2 separate regions of the Homo sapiens genome follow, and region 2 is linked to region 1. Evidence: chromatin loops called from intact Hi-C (ENCODE). Cell type or tissue: breast epithelium. All regions are shown on one strand. Links, peaks and the distances in the headings refer to the core of each region. The heading gives the core; the rest is flanking DNA. Region 1 has its middle 91 kb from the start of PAGE3. Region 2 has its middle 7.7 kb from the start of RRAGB.

Evidence for each region. Peaks named below come from ENCODE experiments on the same cell type or tissue, not always from the same donor. Only the 100,000 strongest peaks of a DNase experiment are listed, where the experiment ranks them.
Region 2: a loop joins it to region 1, with 11 times the contacts of the local background. A loop is called at or near these places in 1 of 110 quality-filtered maps.

Annotation. Positions count from the first base shown.
Region 1 is chrX:55,349,875-55,361,247 of GRCh38, reverse strand. No RefSeq gene overlaps it. Among named protein-coding and RNA genes, the nearest start is that of PAGE3, 91 kb to the right of the region's middle. In breast epithelium, for the core only: no CTCF peak of the experiment used is centred there; no DNase peak of the experiment used is centred there; H3K27me3 peaks cover 4,551 bases.
Region 2 is chrX:55,704,365-55,715,737 of GRCh38, reverse strand. No RefSeq gene overlaps it. Among named protein-coding and RNA genes, the nearest start is that of RRAGB, 7.7 kb to the left of the region's middle. In breast epithelium, for the core only: no CTCF peak of the experiment used is centred there; a DNase peak (open chromatin) is centred at 4,797; H3K27ac peaks cover 343 bases; H3K27me3 peaks cover 1,143 bases.

The DNA.
Region 1 (11,373 bases), core at 1,444-9,443:
CCTTTTTTGGTTCCATATGAATTTTAAAATAGTTTTTTCTGATTCTGTGAAGATTGTCAATGGTAGTTTAATGGGAATAGCATTAAATCTGTAAATTACTTTGGGCAACGTGGTCATTTTCACAATATTGATTCTCCTATCCATGAGCATGGAATATTTTTCCATTTGTTTGTGTCCTCTCTGGTTTCCTTGGGCAGTGGATCGTAGTTCTCCTTGAAGAAGTTCTTCACTTCCCTTGTTAGTTGTATTCCTAGGTATTTTATTCTTTTTGTAGCAATTGTGAATGGGAGTTCATTCATTATTTGGCTCTCTGCTTGTCTGTTTTTGGTGTATCAGAATGTTTGTGACTTCTGCACACTGATTTTGTATCCTGAGACTTTGCTGAAGTTGCTTATCAGCTGAAGAAGCTTTTGGGCTGAGACAATGGGGTTTTCCAGATATAGGATTATGTCATCTGCAAACGAAGACAATTTTATTCCCTCTCTTTCTATTTGAATACTCTTTATTTCATTCTCTTGACTGATTGCCCTGGCCAGAACTTCCAATACTATGCTCTATAAGGGTGGTGAATGTGTGTAAAAATACTACAAAGGATAAAAAGGAAAGTGAAAAAGTAAAAAAAAAAAAAAAGGGTGGTGAGAGAAGGCATCCTTGTCTTGTGCTGGTTTTCAAGGGGAATGCTTCCAGCTTTTGCCCATTCAGTATGATATTGGCTGTGGGTTTGTCATAAGTAGCTCTTATTATTTTGAGGTGTGTTCCTTCAATGTCTAGTTTGTTGAGAGTTTTTAACATGAAGGGATGTTGAATTTTATCAAACGTTTTTTCTGTGTCTATTGAAATAATCCTGTGGGTTTTCTCTTTAGATCAGTTTATGTGATGAATTATGTTTATTAATTTGCATATGTTGAACCAGCCATGTATCCCAGGAATGAAGCCAACTTGATCATGGTGGACAGGCTTTTTTACGTGCTGCTGGATTTGGATTGCCAGTATTTTATTGAAAATTTTTGCATCAACATTCGTTAGGGATACTGGCTTAGTTTTTTGGTTGTTGTTGTATCTCTGCCAGGTTTTGGTATCAAGATAATGCTGGCTTCATAGAATGAGTTAGGAATAAGTTCCTCCTTTTCAATTGCTTTGAATAGTTTCAGAAGAAAGGGTATCAGCTCCTTATTGTACTTCTGATAGAATTCAGCTGTAAATCCACCTTGTCCTGGGCTTATTTATTTATTTATTTATTTATTTATTTATTTTTGGCTGATAGGCTGTTTATTACTGCCTCAGTTTCAGAACCTGAATTGGTCTATTCAGGGATTCAACTTCTTCCTGGTTTAGTCTTGGAAGGGTGTGTGTGTCAAGGAATTTATCCATTTCTTCTAGATTTTCTAGTTTATGTACATAGAGGTGTTTACAGTATTCTCTGATGGTTGTTTGTATTTCTGTGTTGTCAGTGGTGATATTCCCTTTATTATTTTTTATTGTGTCTATTTGATTCTTCTCTCTTTTCTTCTTTATTACTCTAGCTAGTGGTCTATTATTTTTTTTCAAAAAAAAAAAAAAAAAACACCAGCTCCTGGATTCATGTATTTTTTAAGGGTTTTTCTTGTCTCTATATCCTTCAGTTTCACTCTAATCTTGGTTATTTCTTGTCTTCTGCTACCTGTGGGGTTTGTTTGCTCTTGGTCCTCTTGTTCTTTTAGTTGTGATGCTAGGGTGTCGATTGAGATCTTTCTAGCTTTTTGATGTGCGCATTTAGTGCGATAAATTTCCCTCTTAACAGTGCTTTAGGTACCTCCCAAATATTCTGGTACATTGTCTCTTTGTTCTCATTGGTTTCAAAGAACTTCTTGATTTCTGCCTTAATTTCATTATTTACCCAGGAGTCATTCAGGAGCAGGTTGTTGAATTTCCACGTAGTTGTGTAGTTTACAGTGAGTTTCTTAATCTTGGGTTCTAATTTGATTGTGCTGTGGTCTGAGAGACTGTTTGTTGTAATTTCAGTTCTTTTGCATTTTCTGAAGAGTGATTTACTTTTAATTACATGATCAATTTTAGAGTAAGTGCCATGTGGCACCAAGGAGAATGTGTATTCTCCTTGTTGTTTTGGGGTGGAGAGTTCTGTAGATATCAATCAGGTCCACTTGATCCAGAGCTCAGTTCGAGTCCTGAATATCTTTGTTAACTTTCTGTAACATTGATCTGTCTAATATTGACAGTGGGGTGTTAAATCTCCCACTATTATTGTGTGGGAGTGTAAATCTCTCTGTAGGTCTCTAAGAGTTTGTTTTATGAATCTGTGCTCCTATATTGGGTGCATATATATTTAGGACAGTTAGCTCTTCCTGTTGAATTGACCCCTTTACCATTATGTAATGCCCTTGTTATTTTTTATCTTTGTGGGTTTAAAGTCTGTTTTGTCAGAAACTAGAATTGCAACTTTGCTTTTTTCTGTTTTCCATTTGCTTGGTAAATTTTCCTCCATCCTTTTCTTTTGAGTCTATGTGTGGTTTTGCATTTGAGATGGGTCTCTTGAATAGAGCACACCAATGGATCTTGACTTTTTATCCAGCTTGCCACTCTGTATCTTTTAGTTAGGGCATTTGGTTCATTTACATTTAAGTTTAATATTGTTATGTGTGAATTTGATCCTAACATCATGATGTTAGTTGGTTATTTTGCAGACTTGTTTATGTAGTTGTTTCATAACGTCACTGGTTTGTGTACTTCAGTGTGTTTTTGTAGTGGCTGGTAATGGTTTTTCCTGTCCATATTTAGTGCTTCCTTCAGGAGTTCTTGCAAGGCAGGCCTGGTGGTGATGAATTCCCTCAGCATTTGCTTGTCTAAACAAGATTGTGTTTCTCCTTCACTTATGAAGCTTAATTTGGCCAGATATGAAATCCTAGGTTGGAAATTATTTTCTTTATGAATGTCGGATATTGGCCCCCAATCTCTTCTGGCTTATAGGGTTTCTGCTGAGAGGTCTGCTGTTAGTCTGATGGGCTTCCCTTTATAGATTACCTGGCCCTTCTATCTGGCTACTTTTAACATTTTTTCCTTCATTTTGATCTTGGAGAATATGACGATTATGTATCTTGGGGTTGATCTTCTCATGGAGTATTTTACTGGGGTTCTCTGGACTTCCTGAATTTGAATGTCTTGCTAGGTTGGGGAAGTTCTCTTGGATGGTATCCTGAAGTGTGTTTTCCAACTTGGTTCTATTCTCCCCATCTCTTTTAGGTACTCCTGTCGTTGTAGGTTTGGTCTTTTAACATAATCCCACAGTTCTCGGAGGTTTTGTTCATTCCTTTTCATTCTTTATTCTCTAATCTTGTCTGCCTGCCTTATTTCAGCAAGATAGTCTTCAAGCTCTGATATCCTTTCTTCTGCTTGGTTTATTCAGCTATTGATACTTTTGTTTGATTTGTGAAGTTCTCACATTGTGTTTTTCAGCTCCATCAGATTATGTTCCTCTCTAAACTGGTTATTCTGGTTAACAGCTCCTGTAATGTTTTGTCATGGTTTTTAGTTTCTTTGCAGTGAGTTAGAACATAAAACTTTAACTCAGTGAAGTTCATTATAATCCATCTTCTGGAGCCTTTTTCTGCCAATTCATCCATCTCAGCCTCAGCCCAGTTCTATGCCCTTGCTAGAGACGTGTTGTGATCATTTGGAGGTGAAAAGGCACTCTGGATTTTTTGGTTTTCAGCATTTTTGCAATGATTCTTTCTCATCTTCTTGGGTTTATCTACCTTTGATCTTTGAGGCTGCTGACTTTTGGGTGGGGTTTTCCTGGGCTCTCTTTCATTGATGTTGTTGTTGCTATTTCATCTGCTTTTAGCAGTCAGGCCCCTCTTCTGTAGGGCTGCTGTGGTTTGCTTGGGGTGCACTCCAGACCCTATTCACCTGGGCCCCTCCCACCCCTGGAGATATCACCAGTGGAGGCTGCAGACCAGCCAAGATGGCAGCCTGCTCCTTCCTGGGGGAGCTCTGTCCCAGAGGGGCACTTACCTGATGCTGCCTGGAATGCTCCTGTATGAGGTGTCTGAAGACTCCTGTTTGTAGGTCTCAGTCAGGAGGAGCAGGATCAGGGACCCATTTAAATAAGCAGTCTGTCTGCCCCTTGGTGGGGCACATGTGCTGCACTGGGTGGAATCCAGGCTGCCCTGACTCTCCAGAGCCAGCAGGCAGAAAAGACTGAGATTACTGATCCACGATATTGCAGCCACCCCTTCCTCCTAGGGGGTCCTCTCAGGGTTATCAGAGTTCTGTCCATAAACCCCTGGCTGTGGATGCTAAGATTCCCACAGGGAGACCCTGCCCAATGAGGAGGAGTGGATCAGGGTCCTGCTTAAAGAAGCGGTCTGGCCACGAACTGGTCCAGCAGCTGTGCTGCACTGTGGGGAACTGCCCTGGGTCCAGACCACACATCTCAGTGGCATGGGTAACCGGGGAAAGCGGCCTACTGGAGCTGCAGTGATTGTGTTGCCTCTCCCCACCCAATCCCCGGAAATTCGGTCCTCTTAGGCAGTCTCTAGAGGGCTGGGCTGGCTGGGGAAGATTCCAAGCCAGTGGGTTTTAGTTTGTGGTGTTCCATTGGAGTGAGGCTGCTTGGCTCCCTGGCTTCAGCTCCCTTTCCACAGGAGTGGAGGAATCTCCTACCTTGCGGACGTTCCCAGAGCTGGAGTATGCAAATAGTCCTGTGTTTCAGTGCCTTCTCACTCAGCCACTTGCCTGAGAAGCCACCAAGGATCTCCCCAGCTTTGTGTTTGGGACCCGAGGCTCTAGTAGCATGGGCTCAGTGGGGGACCTCTTGATCTACGGGTTGGGTAGCAAGGATTGGGAAAAGCTGTGGTTTTCAGGGAGAGGAGACACAATCCCTCACTGTCTCCTTTGCCCTGTGCAGCTGCTGGGTGGGCCATCACTCCACCCTGCTTTCCTCACTCTCTCTGGGTTGTGCCAACCACCTAGTCAGTCCCAAAGAGAACCCTGGTACCTCAATTGAAGATGCAGAGTTCACTCACGGTTTTCATCCTTCTTAGTGGAAAGTGCAGAGAGGAGCTGTTTCTATTCAGCCATCTTGGCTGCTCCTCCCTTTCTCTGGCACTATTTTTTCTTTTACTAATGATTCATACCTGTTTTTTCATTGAGTACCTCACTCCTTTTCCCTTAGGTTTATTTTGTTACTCTTTTCTTCTTATTTTTGTGTTGGGTGCTCATGCAATTTATTATATTTTTAATAACAATGATTGAAAGCTATGATCTTTCTATGAATACATTTAGCCATGTTTAATAGGTTCCTAAGAGTAGTTTAAAAACAATTTTTTAATCTAAATATTCTGATGGAATGGGTAAGGAATGCAGAATGAAAAAATGTAGAGTGCATTAGAAGACTAACCCAAGGTAATTTCCTCCCTAAACATCAAGAGCTTCTTTTAAATTCAGAAGCTTGTGTAATTAATGGTGAGAAATTTGGAAAACACATATGTAAAACACTAAATTACTCAATAAGTACTGCTGTTATGGTATTTGAACTTGAACTCTATAGTGTCCACAGTCGTCTTAGAAGACTGACAGGAGCAAGAAGCATGCTTAGCATGGGCATCCTACTTGCACCCATCCAGAGTATCAGTGACCTATATGCACTCTCCCTACTTCACCAACTACAGTAACTAGAAACTAGATAGCCTGTCACCATTTTATCATTAAATCATTTGCAGTTACATTTGGAGAAGGATTTAAAATGTAATTATTCTTTAAAAGTCAGAAGAATTAAATTGGACTCAGGCCAGAGTCTGATGAAGTATGATAAACAAAATCACACAAAGCAGATTATATTTTATGAATTCTAACCAACAGAACCAGAATACACTGAAAATCATTTTAAAATATCTGACTTGAACTCACTGTTTTCTTCAATTTTGTTTCTTTATTTTTAATTGACAATAATGGTGTATATTTATGGAGTCCAATGTGATATTTGTACATATTATAAAAAGATCCTATCAGGCTAGTTAACACATCTCTTACCTCACGACTTTAGCACTTTTTTGTGGTGAGAATGTTAAAAAAATTGATTCTTTTAGCAATTTTGAAATATACAGTAAATTATTAACTGAATTTAGAGTTTTTATAACAGCAAAGATAAGTTTAGAACTTAAGGGATTGACCCAGAGTCACAAAACTTATGTTAGAGCTGGTAGTACAACCAACCTCAGTACACAGCATATTTCATACACACTGATTTGCATTATAAATGTATTATTTATTTGTAACAATCAGAGCATTATGATAGTATCTTGAAGGTTAAAGGACACTGAAAAGTAAGTAAACACCTTCACGTTTTATAATACAATATTGCTTTGACCCAATGTTTTTCTCTCATAGTTTATAAGTCAAGTATATATGGGATCTGAACTACTTTTCAAAGAATCTTTATGTGTAAACTCTACTACTAAAATAGCAGCATTGTTACCTCTATATGTCTTATGAAACCTTATTTTAAATGACAATGTCAGAGCCATGCTAAACCTACATTTCCTGTATTTCCCCATAGTGTATTAAGAGCAATAAACATCAGCTGTCAAAGAAATCTGAAATCTACACCATGAACAGGATTTCAATTACATTTAAAAGGTAATTTTCTAAAGGATCAGCCAAATGGATTTGAGGGCCCATGGCAAATCTTATAGTCATGACCTCCACCCACTATTGGAGTAACCTGAAACATACTTTGTTAAAATTATCCAAAAGTCCTATGTGTAACTTTCCATAAATGAATCCCAAGCAGAACAAAGAATCAAAAATGACAGAAAAATTATTTGTGAGTTCAGAAAAATTCCTGTCTTCTACTGAGAATAAGGGAAGAGGGGTGAAGACAAATGAATGGGCATTGTTTGAGTCATATTCTGGAAATCTGTTCATAATGAACCACTAAAATAATCCACAGCCTAAATTATGGAAATATTTTGCTTAAAAATACTCTATCTGGAAAAGATGATTCTTTTTCCTGTTAATCTTAGGAACTCAGTCTTTTGAGTTTCCTCACCATAAGATGACTTAACCACCTTTAAAAGTGACTTAAATAATTATAGTAAACCATGTACAAGTATGTCAGTACCCTGAATTATCCAGCTCTTACCAAGCTTACCACACAAAAAATGTAAATCAAAGAAAACAATGGCCATCATTCATTGAGCTCCTTTCCAGAGTCTGCCCCGTTCCTTTCAACTAGATCTATGCCTGTGCCAGCACTGAGCTATCTTACAGTATAGAAATTTGGGTATTAAGCATTTTAAGCAAAATCATTCATTTTTTCTTAAAGCAACATAGATTTTAGGAAGAACACAACCTCTGGAATGAAACATGAATTCTGTAGCTATCATTTGCATCCTCTTTGGTGAGACACGATGACCTAGCCTCAGTTTTCTCATTTACAAAGTAGCTTAACATTCCTACACAACGGGGCTTTAATCAGAGTGTTTCAAGGTATGTTCTTTACATTTTGGCACTTTACATTTGGCACTTTACATTTTGACTTGGCACTCTACACGTGCTATTAAAAGTTGCTTACACTTTTAATGCAATGATTTAAAAATCCAGCAACAATGTTCTAATATCAAATTTAACTAGTGAAATGATGTACAATTTTATGACTAAAATTAAGTAGTTTTCTTAGATTCACTAGAGATTAGCTCTGAAAAGTACTGTATTTTCCAAGCACACCAAGTAAGTCTTGACGAGAAAGGGAAAATTCATGACGAGGGACTGCACATGGTTGCAAGCCCACTTCACTTTCAAGCCAATTTTTAGGGAATGTTTGATATCCTTCTCTAATGCTCTCTCTTCTGTTCCTGATCTGTCATAATGCATGATGCACACATAAACCTCCATCCATAGGCATTCTTCTTCCCCTTCTTTTCACTTTGAACCACAGATATTTCTTCATCTCCTTTCTCTTGAACGGAAGAAATATTCCAACTTTTAGGTGGTGGTGTCTCTTGTTGAGGTTGTTCATCACCGGGCTGCTGGACCTAGGAATATGTGTGCGCAAATTCAAAGTTTTGTTATTAATACATGCCAATAGAGATGACATCAACAAGATGGTGGAGTAGAAAGTTTCAAGCTCCAACCCCAGCCCACAGAAAGTTCGACTAGCAACTATTCACAGACAAGAACACCTTTTTGAAAACCCCAATAATTGGAATCAAGCCCAAGACAACTGTGTGATCCTCAGAACTGAATGAAAACCAATTTAAAGGGGTAAGAAGAATGGTCTCACTTCAACTGCACCACCCTTCCACCTCCCCTAAGTTGGCACAGTTCCATATGGAGAGGATTTCTCTGAGTGCATGGTTGCTACAAGGGGAAAAGAGAACCAGAGGCAGTCATCCAGCTTTCCTAGCATTCTTAGATGCTCCTCAAAAAGCCTACTCTAGTCTCACCTCATGGGAAACACCAAATGTAATGGGCCCAGGTGGCCAGGGTCAGATAGAAACAAAGAAAGGAGGCAGAGATCATGGTGACCAGCACATGGATCTTCGTGGTACCTCTGTTTTCCTGCTACCTGTTGCACATGATTGGAGACATCAGCCAACTTTATAGCCACCTACAAAGCTGAGTTGGTCACTTTCAGAAGCACAGGGGAAGGCCAACACAGCTTAAATCCTTAGATGGCTAGTTTCCATGCTTGGCCTCAGAGCCCATTCCAATGACTCACCCAAGCAAGGAGATGCCCACCTCTGGCCATCTTGGAGATGTGTGTAGACTAGATCTGCTTGACTCACAAGTCTTCACTCAGCCAAAACATCCGCCCAAGCAGAAAGACCCCTACCTCTGCACATTTCAGAGAAGTGTAGGGGCTATACCTACTCGATCTAGAAGGTCAAAGAGCTTTTCAATTCAGCCAAAACCCCACCCCACAGCTCTTCCAGGACAGGGAGGTAATCCTACATCATGCATTTCATAGAACCGTATCTTCTGGTCCCACCCATCCTGAGCAGCAATTCTGCCTCACCTCAGAGCCCAGCTTGCAGTCTTGCCCAGCTACTCATCTCAAAGAGCAGAACTGCCCAGCCAGGGAATGCATCCTGTGACCAACCTGACCAGAAGCCATTGCAGTACCTAGCCATCAGCTCCGACTGACAACAGTCTCACCAGTGGTGTCACCAGACAGCAGAACCTAGACAGCAGCCCCACCCAACATCAGAGCAAAGACAGTGCAGCAATCCAGCCAACTAGGGAACTCACAACAAGCTCTGCCTACCCATCAACAGCTAGACTTTCCAGAATCACAGGCTAAAGACTTCAATATCCCACTTTCAACAATGGACAGATTATCCAGACAGAAAATTAATCAGGAAACATGGGACACGAACAACACTTTAGAACAAATGGGCCCAACATATATATATACAGACCATTCCATCCAATAAAAGAATACACATTATTCTCAACTGCACTTGGAACATTCTCCAGGATTGATCACATTAGGACACAAAACAAGCCTTAGCAAATTTTAGATGACTAAAATCATATCAAGTGTCTTTTCCGACCACAATGGTATGAAACTACAAATGAATAAAAGTAGGAATTCCAGAAAACTTACATACATGGAAATTAAACAACATGCTCTTGAACAACCAGTGGATCCACAAAGAAAGTAAAAGGGAAATTTAAAAAAATATTTGGGAAAAACAAAAATAAAAATGCAACATACCACCCATGTTTATAAAGTACAACAAAAGCAGTTCTAAGAGGAAAGTAATAAATGCCTACATCAAAAAGAAGAAAGCTCTCAAAAATAATTTCACATTACTTTTCAAAAGAAAGGACAAATTAAGCCCAAAGTTAGCAGAAAGAAACATATAGCAAAGGTCAGAGCAGAAATAAACAAAATACAAACTAAAAAGGAATAAAAAAAATCAATGAACTAAGTGTTGGGTTTTTGAAAAGATAAACAAAGCCAACAAAACTTTAGATAAACTACCAAAGAAAAAAAGTGAGAAAATTCAAATGAATCAGAAATAAAAGAGACATTGCAGCTGATAAGAAATGAATAAATTCCTAGACACATGCAACTTACAATGACTGAATCATGAAGAAATAGAAAATCTGAACAACACAATAATAAGATTAATCAGTCATAAAAATTTCTCCCGTCAAAGAAAAGCACAGGAACTGATGGCTTCACTGCTGAATTCTATCAAACATTTGAATAATGAATACCAATATTTCTCAAACTCTTCCAAGAAATAAAAGGAGGAAATATTTTCAAACTGTTTTTATGAGGCCAGCACTATTCTGATACCAAAGCTAGACAAGGATATTACAATAAAAGTAATTAATTAACATAGATGCAAAAATCCTCAACAAAATAGTAGCAAACCAAATTCTACAACACATTAAAAGATCATCCACTGTGATCAAATGAGACTTATCCCTGGGCTTGAAGGATGGTTCAACATATGCAAATCAATAAATGTGATACTTCACATCACATAACAGAATGAAGGATAAAAACTGTATAATGACCTAATGAGATGCAGAAAATAATTTGACAAATTCAACATTTTTTCATGATAAGAACTCTCATGGAATTATGTTTCGAAGGAATGTACATCAGCACAAGAAAGGCCATAGAGAAAAGGTCTATGGCAAACATTATACTCCATGGTGAAAAATCTTTCTTCTAAGATCTGGAAGAAGATAAGGATGCCTACTCTAGCCACTTCTATTCAGCATAGTAGTGGAAGGCCTCGACAGGGTAAATTACATAGGAGAAAGACATAGAAGGCATTCAAATTGAAAAGGGAGAAGATAAATTGCCACCATTTGCAAATGACATAATCTTATATATGGTAAGCCTTAAAGATGCCACCAAAATCTGTTAGAAGTAATAAATGAATACACTGTAAAGTTGTAGGATACAAAGTCAACATGCAAAAATCAGTAGCATTTCTATACACTAACCATTAACTATCTGAAAAAGAAAATGGGAACAATCCTGTTTACAATAGCAACAACAACAAAGAATACTCAGGAGTAAATTTAATCAATGAGGTGATAGACCTGTACGATGAAAACTATAAAAACACTGAAGAAAAAAATCGAAGAAGACACAAAACATGGAAAGATATCCCATATTTCATGGATTACAAGAATTAATATTGTTAAAATATGTATACTACCCAAGGTGACCCACAGAGTCAATGCAGTCCCTACCAAAATTTCAATGTTTTTATTCAGGGAAATAGAAAAAAAATCCTAAAATTCACAGGAAACCACTAAAAATACTAAATGGCCAAGGCAATCATGAGCAAAAAGAACAAAGCTGGAGGCATCATTGTACCTGATTTCAAACTATATTACAAAGCT
Region 2 (11,373 bases), core at 1,174-9,173, 350 kb before region 1:
GTCTCACCCACAGCTGGCTCTGCATGAATTACTCTTTCTCCATTGCAATTCCCCTGTCTTGATAAATCAGCTCTGTCTAGGCAGCAGGCAAGGTGAACCCGTTGGGCAGTTACACTGTCTGCTCCCACACTTTCCACTTGAGGTCCTGTGTGATTCCTTTTCTCCACAACTGCCTTGCCTCAAGAAAAAAGTTATTCTACTCTGATTAGTGATCCTTCGCTCTATCACTAGCTAATCTTTTGTCTCCTTCCAACCAACTACCCCCAAACAAGCTTCCATTCTGGCTTTCCTTGTCTGATGAAAGATCCTGAGTCCCAAACCAGGAAGTCACCTTAGATTCACTGCCCTCCATACGTGTCAATGAGACCAGGTCATGATCAGTCTATTTTCTACTACCTGCCTGCTCTTATTCTTACTGCCACTCTTTTTGTTCCAGCTATCATAATCTCTGGCCTAGATATCCACAATAGCCTACTAAGTGATTTTCCCACAGTGGCAGCTCCAAAGGGGTTGGGAGTGAGTGAGTTGATCTTCATTAGTCATCTCATCCCCCAAAACATTTGACGTAATTAATATGTGCTTGCTTTCTAAAGGCAGCTTTCAAATATGTCTTCCAACACCTACTGCCCCCGGGCTTCACCAGCCAAATTGGCCCCTTAAACCACTCTTTTATAAAAATGTACTGTCTCGGCCAGGTGCAGTGGCTTACACCTGTAATCCCAGCACTTTGGGAGGCCAAAGTGGGCGAATCACCTGAGGTCAGGAGTTCGATACCAGCCTGGCCAACATAGTGAAACCTCATCTGTACTAAAACTACAAAAATTAGCCAGGTGTGGTGGCACGCGCCTATAATCCCAGCTACTCGGGAGGCTGAGGCAGGAGAATTGCTTGAACTCAGGAGGCGGAGGTTGCAGTGAGCCAAGATCGCACCACTGCACTCCAACCTGGGCGACAAAGCAAGCAAAAAAAAAATACTGTCTCCCTGTTGCTGCTGGTATCCTTTTCCCCCTCCTTCAAACCATCCATCCTCTCTAAAAGCTGCTCAAGTGATCCTTTATTTTAATTAATTAATTAACTAGTTTTTGTTGAGACTGGGTCTCACTTTGTTGCCAGACTCAAACTCCTGGCCTCAAGGGATCTGCCCACCTTGGCCTCCCAAGGTGCTGGGATTACAGGTGCGATCAAATTTCTTTTTATCGTCGTTGTAGTTGTTGTTGTTCTTGTTGTTTTTGAGACAGGGTTTTGCTCTCTGACCCAAGCTGGAGTACAGTGGCACAATCATGGCTCACTGCAACCTCAACTTGAGTAATCTTTTAAACCACAAATCGGAGGAGACTACTTCTCTACTTTAAAATCCTCCCATAACTTAAGGAAAAAGTGTGTCAATACAAGGACCTTCAAGATCTGGCCTATAGCAACTCACGAGCTATATTTCTCTACCCACATTCACTACCTCACAAGCTTCATAAGGAACTGCTGATAGTTGCCTCAAAGTGCCAAGAGGCAAGAAGTAAGAAGAGGAAGAAACAGATAAAGAAGGGGAGGGGAGGGATGAAGAAGAAAAGGGGGAGAAGTGGGGAGATGGGAAAGAGGGAAGGAATAGAGGGGTAAGGAGAAGAGGAAAAAGGAGGAAGAGGGGTAGAAGGAAGGGAATGGAAGAAAGGTAGTGGAAAAGGATTGAGAAACTAAATCAAATAAGCATAGATTCCAAATAATGGTGAATAGGGCCAATGTGCAGTGCATTCCTATTGTAAATCAAAAATAAAATACCAAGGTTCCTCAACCATTTGAATGTGCTTTCTCCTCGGCCAGGGCACTCTTTAAAAATGTATCCTGAGTGACTTTCTGGCCATGACAGGAAGTAGGGGTCAAACATGCCTCATTATATTTCTCCAGCTTTAACATCAACACAGACCTTTAAATCTGATAAGAAGCATTTACATTCTATTCTTTCTGAACCTGCAGGCTTCCTGCATGATTAAACTTTAGTCTCCACAACCTCTTATCTTAACCCAAACATTCCTTTCTATTGATCCTAGGTCTTTAAACTCAACCAATTGTCAACCAGAAATTTTTTCAATCTACCTATAAGCTGGAAGCCCCCCTCCCACCCCCACTCCGAGTTGTCCCACCTTTCTGGGCCAAACCCATATATTTCTTACATGTATTTGACTGAAGTCCCTTGTCTCCCTAAAATGTATAAAACCAAGCTGCACCGCAGCCACCTTGGGCACTTGTTTTCAGGATCTCCTGAGGACTGTATCACAGGCCATGGTCACTCCTATTTGGCTCAGAATAAATCTCATCAAATGTTTTCCAGAGTTTGACTCTTTGTTGACACTATATAGTCCAGCAGTTCAGATTCTGGTTTCTACCCAGGTACCTTTGGCTGCTTATTTTTCACATTTTTATTCTTAAAAAAAAAAAAACCCTTACATACATAGGAAGCGGAGGTCACTTTTTATTTTTGTTGAATTAATTTTTAAACATTTAATTATAGGTTCTTTTCAGAAAGTGTGAACTAAGCTCTATTACTCACACATTCATTCAACAAATGTTTATTGAGCAGCCTTTCGGTGCCAGGAACTGTGTTGGACAGCAGGGATACAAACATCACTCTATTTCAGGTTCCACTGCCTGTCAGATGCTTCTGTCTTAACACCTCAGCTCCACTATACTCACACAAACATCAGCATTCCCTTTGTCTAGATCCCAACACATATATTTTTTTAACCATCCATCTCAGCAAGAAAAAGTAATACAGGCCCCCAACAAATCCTTTAATAAGTTTCATTTTATGCCCTAAATTCAATCTAGTTACCTGTATCTGCAAACATACTCCTGAGTCTCCAATACTCAAACTGTCACTCATAAGTTGCCTGCCCTTCTCCTCCTCCACCTTTCCCTTCTTCCTCTTTTTCCATAGCTCACTGCTACTTCCCAGAGCTCCTTAAGTTTACTCCTACATACTGCTAGCAGCTCTTTTCTCCCCATTCCCACATCATGGCTTAAAATATCACAAAATGTTCTATTTAACAAGATTTAACGACTTGATTGATGAAAACTTAATGTGGGGACTTTCAGTTTCCAATCCTACATATAAGGAGCTTAAAAGTCACCACTCCATGTTAACAATAAGTAAAAAACTGAACAAACTGAAAAATCAACAATTAGTCTTAATTCCTTTAGAGAAGTGAGGCCACAGGACACACAGCTGCTGCCAGAATTGGGGAGAGAGGCAAATACAGATAATGACAAGTTTCCAGACCAAAATTCCATGAGCAGAAGCCTCCATGGGAGCCATTACCTAGGTAGAAAAACCTGAACTGTCAGAGGTATTTGAACCAGAGCAACTCCATCTTTAGTAGGGGCTGGGTAGAATAAGGCTGAGACCTGCTGGGCTGCATTCCCAGACAATTAAGGCATTCTAAGTTACAGGATGAGATACAAGGTCAGCACAAGATACAGGTCATAAAGACCTTGCTGATAAAACAGGTGGCATTAAAGAAGCCGGTTAAAACTCACCAAAACAAAGATGGTGACGAGAGTGACCTCTGGTTGCCCTCACTGCTACACCAACCAGCACCATGACAGTTTACAAATGGCATGGCAATGTCAGGAAGTTACTCTATAAGGTCTAAACAGGGGATGCATGAATAATCCACCCCTTGTTTAGCATATCATCAAGAAATAACCATAAAAATGGGCAACCAGTGCCCCTTGGGACTGCTCTGTCTATGGAGTAGCCGTTCTTTTATTACTTTACTTTCCTAATATCTTGCTTTCACTTTATGGACTTGTCCTGAATTTTTTCTTACAACCACCAAAGGGACTATACTGCAGAAACACCTAACCCAAAGACTAACTTTGGGTAAGTGGTGGGGTCTAGTAACATCTTTTTGACAAACCTCGAAGGGACAATACTGAAGAAACAACCCGACCAAAAGGAAATAAACTGCAGCACTGATTGTCCCATTTTGGGTAAGTGGTGGGGTACCCAGGTAAAGGACGCGATTGGGTTAGAGGCCCAATTTAGAGGAGTTAAAGTCTCTCATAAGACAGAGTGGGTTAGAGGCCCCTCTTAATAAAAGGCAAGGACACTTGACCAACCTTGGGTTAGAGGCCCAACTTAGGAAAATTAGGTTCCCTTCTAAGACTTAGGGGGTTAGAGGCTCCTCTCAGTAAATTCCCTTTTGGCTAAGAATGAGTTTGGCACTACAGGATGTTAACTGCTATTATCTTTGGAATAATCTGCCTTGCACCCTTTGCTGTGGGTGACAGGATTAGGCATGTACAGGATAGTGGGATATGGGGGGCTTTTTTCTCCCCAAAAACGAGAAAGTTGAGAGCTGATGGGACTGCTGGAAAATATGCCTTCACAACTGAAAAGCGCCCATCTGAACTTTTGATTCAGTGTGGCTGCAGGGGGTGGGTCTTTTGCTTTACCTCCCTGAGTTCTTCACCTTCCCCACCCTGCCACAGGCAATGCTTTTCTTTCTCTCCCTTCTCTTTCCTATCTTTTCTATTACTCAGGGTGACCATCTTGCCCAGAGACCACAAGTTGAAACTCCTGGTCAGAGGTTGGATTAATGATAATGGGGCCCAACCAGGGGCAAGTTTGGGCCTTGCCAGTTTGATATTGCACAGTGGCTAATGTCTATGTTTTGTCATATGTATTTTGCTCTGGCCAGAACAGAAAATGATAATTTTCCTTAGTGTTGCAGCTTGGCCCCCAGGGCTATGGTGCAGGAAGCCGGGTCACTAGGTTGAATCAGGGAAAGGAAACCCAGAAGCCTGGCATGCTGGCAAAAGAGCAAGAATTTCTTATGAGTCAGACTTCTGGTCTCTCTCTCTCTCCCCCCGCTCCCCCGTGCAAACCAGTTGAAAGAATGGTAAAAATAACTGTTTATTTCCTGTGTAATGTTTGATTAATGGATAAAAAGGATTTATGAGGATTTGTGAGGCTAGTCTTAAGCTGTAGCAAATCTGGCATTCTTTGTATGTCTTTCTGTATTGTTCTGTCATAAAAGAGGAGTACCTTAGGATGGAACATGGCCCTAGGACCCCAGAGCCCACTATTCAAGATGGCCCAGAAAACTGGTTACAAACTTTGCTGCAGTTCCCTGAAAAAAAACTGGATGAGGTTTCCCTCTTGCCTTTTATGTCCTTGGAAGCTTGACATTATAACCACGTGGCCATGCTTTCTCTTTTTACAATAGTAGCCCAGGTTCAGGTTTTAATTCCTGGCTTGCAGAATGAGTCCTTTATCTTCTGTCTGTCTGTATAATTATATGTGTTATGTGTGTGTAATATAAAAGAGCATTAATTAATTGGTTTAATAATAATAAGAGCTTAAATTAAATATTTTGTCAGAAAAGTAAAAGTGTAATGCCTTTTATTTAGTTCATGTGACTTAATCTTTGGGAAATAAAGACCTTTCTAAATATTATTGGTAAAATAAAAATATCTTCAAAAATGTAAGCATTTGGTCTAAATTAAGCAGGTTAGACATTAAGTTTGCTAAATGCTTTAAGTCCATAAACTGCTTCTTTGACTTTTGAAAATTGTTCAATTTACCTAACTTGGACATTAGATTCTAGATAAGGCCTGGGGACAAGTTGAATTAGGCATGCTCCCTAGCTATGCAAAGAAAATTATAAAGAAAAGACATTTTATAAAACAAAGGATGTTGTATGGTAAATTCTTGTCCTAAAGTAAAACGAATAGTTGTTTAACAAGAGCAATGTTTAGGACAAGTCAGAAAGTCCAAGCATGTCATAGATGGTCTGTATAAGTCATGAAAGAATTTGCAAAGGGAATTTATGCAAGAAATGTGCAATTTAAAGGTGATTAGCCCTCCTAAATACTTCATAAAATGCCACTATGACTCTTAACTGTACAACTTGCCTGTTTTACAGCTAGGTAAGGCCTGGGACACATGAAGTTAGAGACTAGAAAGAGTCATACCTTATCTGCACTTCTATCTGAGTCCTAGGCTCCACATCTAGTACATAATTAAAATCCTAAACTTACCAAGGTTTTCATCGAAAGTAAAAATTGCCAAAAGTTAACACTGTAACATGTAATTAAGACTATTAAAGAAACAGTTCTACATGTAAGGCTTGTAAGGAAAGTGAATTGTGTTTTTGGTAAAAAAAAAATATATATATATATATAAAAAGTCATGGAAATGTGGATTTTTTTTTTTTTGCCAAAAGGGTTAAAGGATTGTTTTACATTATGATAAAGCTAAAGGTTTAAGCAAGTTGTGGAAGGTTTGTGAAAAACTATTTGTAAAAGAGATTCTGTATGTGGACATTGCCTAAAATTAAAGGAGTATTATTCAGTTTTTCTGTAAATTTAGCATTGGAATAAAAGCACAACAGGTTTTTCTTAGAGCAAAAACATGCTTATGATCTGCTCTTAAACAAAAATTTGAAAAGGGTATTAAAAGGTTTCTGAAAATCTTACCTTATGGTCAAACTGATTAAGATTGATTATATTTGTCTATAAAGTTTTATTAAGAATTGGGTTTGCATCATTCTCAGCAAACTAACACAGGAAAAGAAAACCAAACACCAAATATTCTCACTCATAAGTGGGAGTTGAAAAATGACAATGGACACAGGGAAGGAAACATAACATACCAGGGTCTGTCAGGGGGTGGGAGGCAAGGGAAGGGCTAGGATTAGGACAAATACATAATGCTCGCAGGGCTTAAAACCTAGATGACAGGTTGATGGGTGCAGCAAAGCACCATGGCATATATATACCTATGTAACAAACCTGCATCTTCTGCACATGTATCCCAGAACTTAAAGTATGTTAAAAAACAATATAAAGTAAAATAAAATAAAATAAAATAAAACTGGGTTTGACATCAATAATGCACTAATGCAATAGTGACATTTGGCTTATTTTGTGTAAAACTTATACAGGAAGCATTGTCAAATATGAAATGGTATTTGGCTTTCTTTGAGCTGTAATTCTATAAATGTGTTTTTGACATATGTTATAAAATTATGGATAACTATAATTCTGATATGACTTTGTATATGTTATTAATAATTATATTTGTTACATAAAATCATTTTACATCACAGAGGTAATCAAATTTCTTTGTGAATTGTGTTATTGTATTTTATTTTATTTTTATTTTTTAAATATACGTTAAGTTCTGTGGTACATGTACAGAATGTGCAGTTTTGTTACATAGGTATACACATGCCATGGTGGTTTGCTGCACCCATCAACCCGTCATCTACTTTAGGTATTTCTTCTACTGCTATCCCTCCCCTGGCTCCCCATGCCTGGACATGCCCCAGTGTGTGATGTTCCCCTCCCTGTGTCCATGTGTTCCCATTTTTCAAATCCCACTTACAAGTGAGAACATGCAGTGTTTGATTTACTGTTCTTCTGTTAGTTTGCTGAGAAAGATGGTTTCCAGCTTCATCCATGTCCCCGCAAAGACATGAACGCATCCTTTTTTATGGCTGCATAGTATTCCATAGTGTATATGTGCCACATTTTCTATATCCAGTCTATCATTGATGGGCATTCGGATTGGTTCCAGGTCTTTGCTATTGTGAATACTGCTGCAATAAACGTACGTGTTCATGTTTCTTTATATTAGAATGATTTATAATCCTTTGGGTATATACCCAGTAATGGGATTGCTGGGTCAAATGGTATTTCTGATTCCAGATCCTTGAGGAGTAACCACACTGTCTTCCATAATGGTTGAACTAATTTACACTCCCACCAACAGTATAAGAGTGTTCATATTTCTCCACATCCTCTCCAGCATCTCTTGTTTCCTGACTTTTTAATGATTGCCATTCTAACTGGCAGGAGATAGTATCTCATTGTGGTTTTGATTTGCATTTCTCTAATGACCAGTGATGATGAGCTTTTTTCATATGTAAGTAGGCTGCATAAATATCTTCTTTTGAGAAATGTCTGTTCATATCCTTCGCCCACGTTTAGATGGGGTTGTTTTTTTTCTTGTAAATATGTTTAAGTTTCTTGTAGATTCTAGATATTAGCCCTTTGTCAGATAGATAGATTGCAAAAATTTTCTCCCATTCTGTAGGTTGCCTGTTCATTCTGATGATAGTTGCTCTTGCTGTGCAGAAACTCTTTAGTTTAATTAGATCCCTTATGTCAATTTAGGCTTTTGTTGCCATTGCTTTTGTTGTTTTAGTCATGAAGTCTTTGCCCATGCCTATATCCTGAATGGTATTGCCTAGGTTCTCTTCTAGGGTTTTTATGGTTTTAGGTCTGATGTTTAAGTCTATATTTCACATTGAGTTAATTTTTGTATAAGGTGTAAGGAAGGGGTCCAGTTTCAGTTTTCTGCGTATGGCTAGCCAGTTTTCCAAACACCATTTATTAAATAGGGAATCCTATCCCCATGGCTTGTTTTTGTCAGGTGTGTCAAAGATCAGATGGTTGTAGATGTGTGGTGGTATTTCTGAGGCCTCTGTTCTGTTCCATTGGTCTACATATCTGTTTCGGTACCAGTACCATGCTGTTTTGGTTACTGTAACCTTGTAGTACAGTTTGAAGTCAGGTAGTGTGAGGCCTCCAGCTTTGTTCTTTTTGCTTAGGATTATCTTGGCTATGCAGGCTCTTTTTTGGTTCCATATGAAATTTAAAGAAGTTTCTTCCAATTCTGTGAAGAATGTCGTTGGTAGCTTGATGGGGATAGCATTGAATCTATAAAATACTTTGGGCAGTATGGCCATTTTCACGATATTGATTCTTCCCATCCATGAGCATGGAATGTTTTTCCATTTATTTGTGTCCTCTCTTATTTCCTTGATCAGTGGTTTGTAGTTCTCTTTGAAGAGGCCCTTCACATCCCTTGTAAGTTGTGTTCCTAGGTATTTTCTGTTTGTAGCAATTGTGAATGAGACTTCACTCATGATTTGGCTCTCTGTTTGTCTGTTATCGGTGTATAGGAATGCCTGTGATTTTTGCCCATTGATTTTGTATCCTGAGACTTTGCTGAAGCTGTTTATCAGCTTAAGGAGATTTTGGACTGAGACCATGGAGTTTTCTAAATATACAAGCATGTCATCTGCAAAGAGAGACAATTTGACTTCCTCTCTTCCTATTTGAATGTCCTTTATTTCTTTCTCTTGCCCAATTGCCCTGGCCAGAACTTCCAACACTATGTTGAATAGGAGAGCTGTGAGAGAGGGCATCCGTGTCTTGTGCTCATTTTCAAACGGAATGCTTACAGCTTTTGCTCCTTCAGTATGATATTGGCTATGGGTTTGTCATACATAGCTCTTATTAGTTTGAGATATGTCCCCTCATTACCTAGTTTATTGAGAGTTTTTAGCATGAAGGGGTGTTGAATTTTGTTGAAGGTCTTTTCTGCATCTATTGAGATAATCTTGTTTTTTTGTCATTGGTTCTGTTTATGTGATGGATTACATTTATTGATTTGCTTGTGTTGAACCAGCCTTGCATCACACGTATGAAGCCAACCTGATCATGGTGGACAAGCTTTTTATGTCTTACTGGATTTGGTTTGCCAGTATTTTATTGAGGATTTTTGCATCAATGTTCATCAGGGATATTGGCCTGAAATTTTCTTTTATTGTTGTGTTTCTGCCTGGTTTTGGTAGCAGGATGATGGTGGCCTCATAAAATGAGTTAGGGAGGAGTCCCTCTTCTTCTATTGTTTGGAATAGTTTCAGAAGAAATGGCATCAAATCCTCTTGTACCTCTGGTAGAATTTGGCTGTGAATCCGTCTGCTGCTGGACTTTTTTTGGTTGGTAGGCTATTAATTACTGCCTCAATTTCAGAATTTGTTATTGGTCTATTCAGGGATTCAACTTCTTCCTGGTTTAGACTTAGGAGTTTGTGTGTGTCCAGGAATTTGTCCATTTCTTCTAGATTTTCTAGTTCATTTGCATAGAGGTGTTTATAGTATTCTCTGATGGTAGTTTGTATTTCTGCAGGATCAGTGGTGATATCCCCTTTATTATTTTTTATTCCGTGTCTTTGTTTCTTCTCTCTTTTCTTCTTTGTTAGTCTGGCTAGTGGTCTATCTATGTTGTTAATCTTTTCAAAAAACCAGTTCCTGGAGTCATTGATTTTTTTGAAGGTTTTTCCTGTCTCTATATCCTTCCATTCTGCTCTGATCTTAGTTATTTCTTGTCTTCTGCTAGCTTTTGAATTTGTTTGCTATTGCTTCTCTAGTTCTTTTAATTGTGATGTTAGGGTGTCGATTTTAGATCTCTCCTGCTTTCTCTTGTGGGCATTTCATGCTATAAATTTCCCTCTACACACTGCTTTAAATGTGTCCCCAAGATTCTGGTACATTGTGCCTTTGTTCTCCTTGGTTTCAAAGAACATCTTTATTTCAGCCTTCATTTCATTATTTACCCAGTAGTCATTCAGGAGCAGTTTTTTCCGTTTCTATATAGTTGTGCGGTTTTGAGTGAGTTCCTTATCCTGAGTTCTAATTTTATCGCACTGTGGTATGAGAGACTGTTTGCTATGATTTCCGTTCTTTTGCATTTGCTGAGGAGTGTTTTACTTCCAATTATGTGGCCAATTTTAGAATAAGTGCAATGAGTTGCTAAGAAGAATGTATAGTCTGTTGATTTGGGGTGCAGAGTTCTGTAGATGTCTATTAGGTCCGCTTGGTGCAGAGCTGAGTTCATTTCCTAGACATCCCTGTTAACTTTCTGTCTCATTGATCTGTCTAATGTTGACAGTGGGGTGTTAAAGTCACCCACTATTATTGTGTGGGAGTCTAAGTCTCTTTGTAGGTCTCTAAGAACTTGCTTTGTGAATCTGGGAGCTCCTGTTTTTGGTGCATGTATATTTGGGATAGTTAGCTCTTTTTGTTGCATTGATCCCTTTACCATTATGTAATGCCCTTCTTTGTCTCTGTTGATTTTTGTTGGTTTAAAGTCTGTTTTATCAGAGACTAGGATTGGAACCTCTGCTGTTTTTTTGCTTTACATTTGCTTGGTAAATATTCCTCCATCCTTTTTTTGAGCCTATATGTGTCTTTGCATGTGAGATGGGACTCCTGAATACAGCACACTGATGGGTCTTGACTCTTTATCCAATTTGCCCATCTGTGTCTTTTCATTGGGGCAGTTAGCCCATTTACATTTAAGGTTAATATTTTGTGTGAATTTGATCCTGCCCTTATAATGCTAGCTGGTTATTTTGCCCGTTAGTTGATGCAGTTTCTTCATGTGTTGATGGTCTTTACAATTTGGTATGTTTTTGCAGTGGCTGGTACTGATTGTTTCTTTCCATATATAGTGCTTCCTTCAGGAGCTCTTGTAAGGCAGGCCTGGTGATGACAAAAATCTCTCAGCATTTGCTTGTCTGTCAAG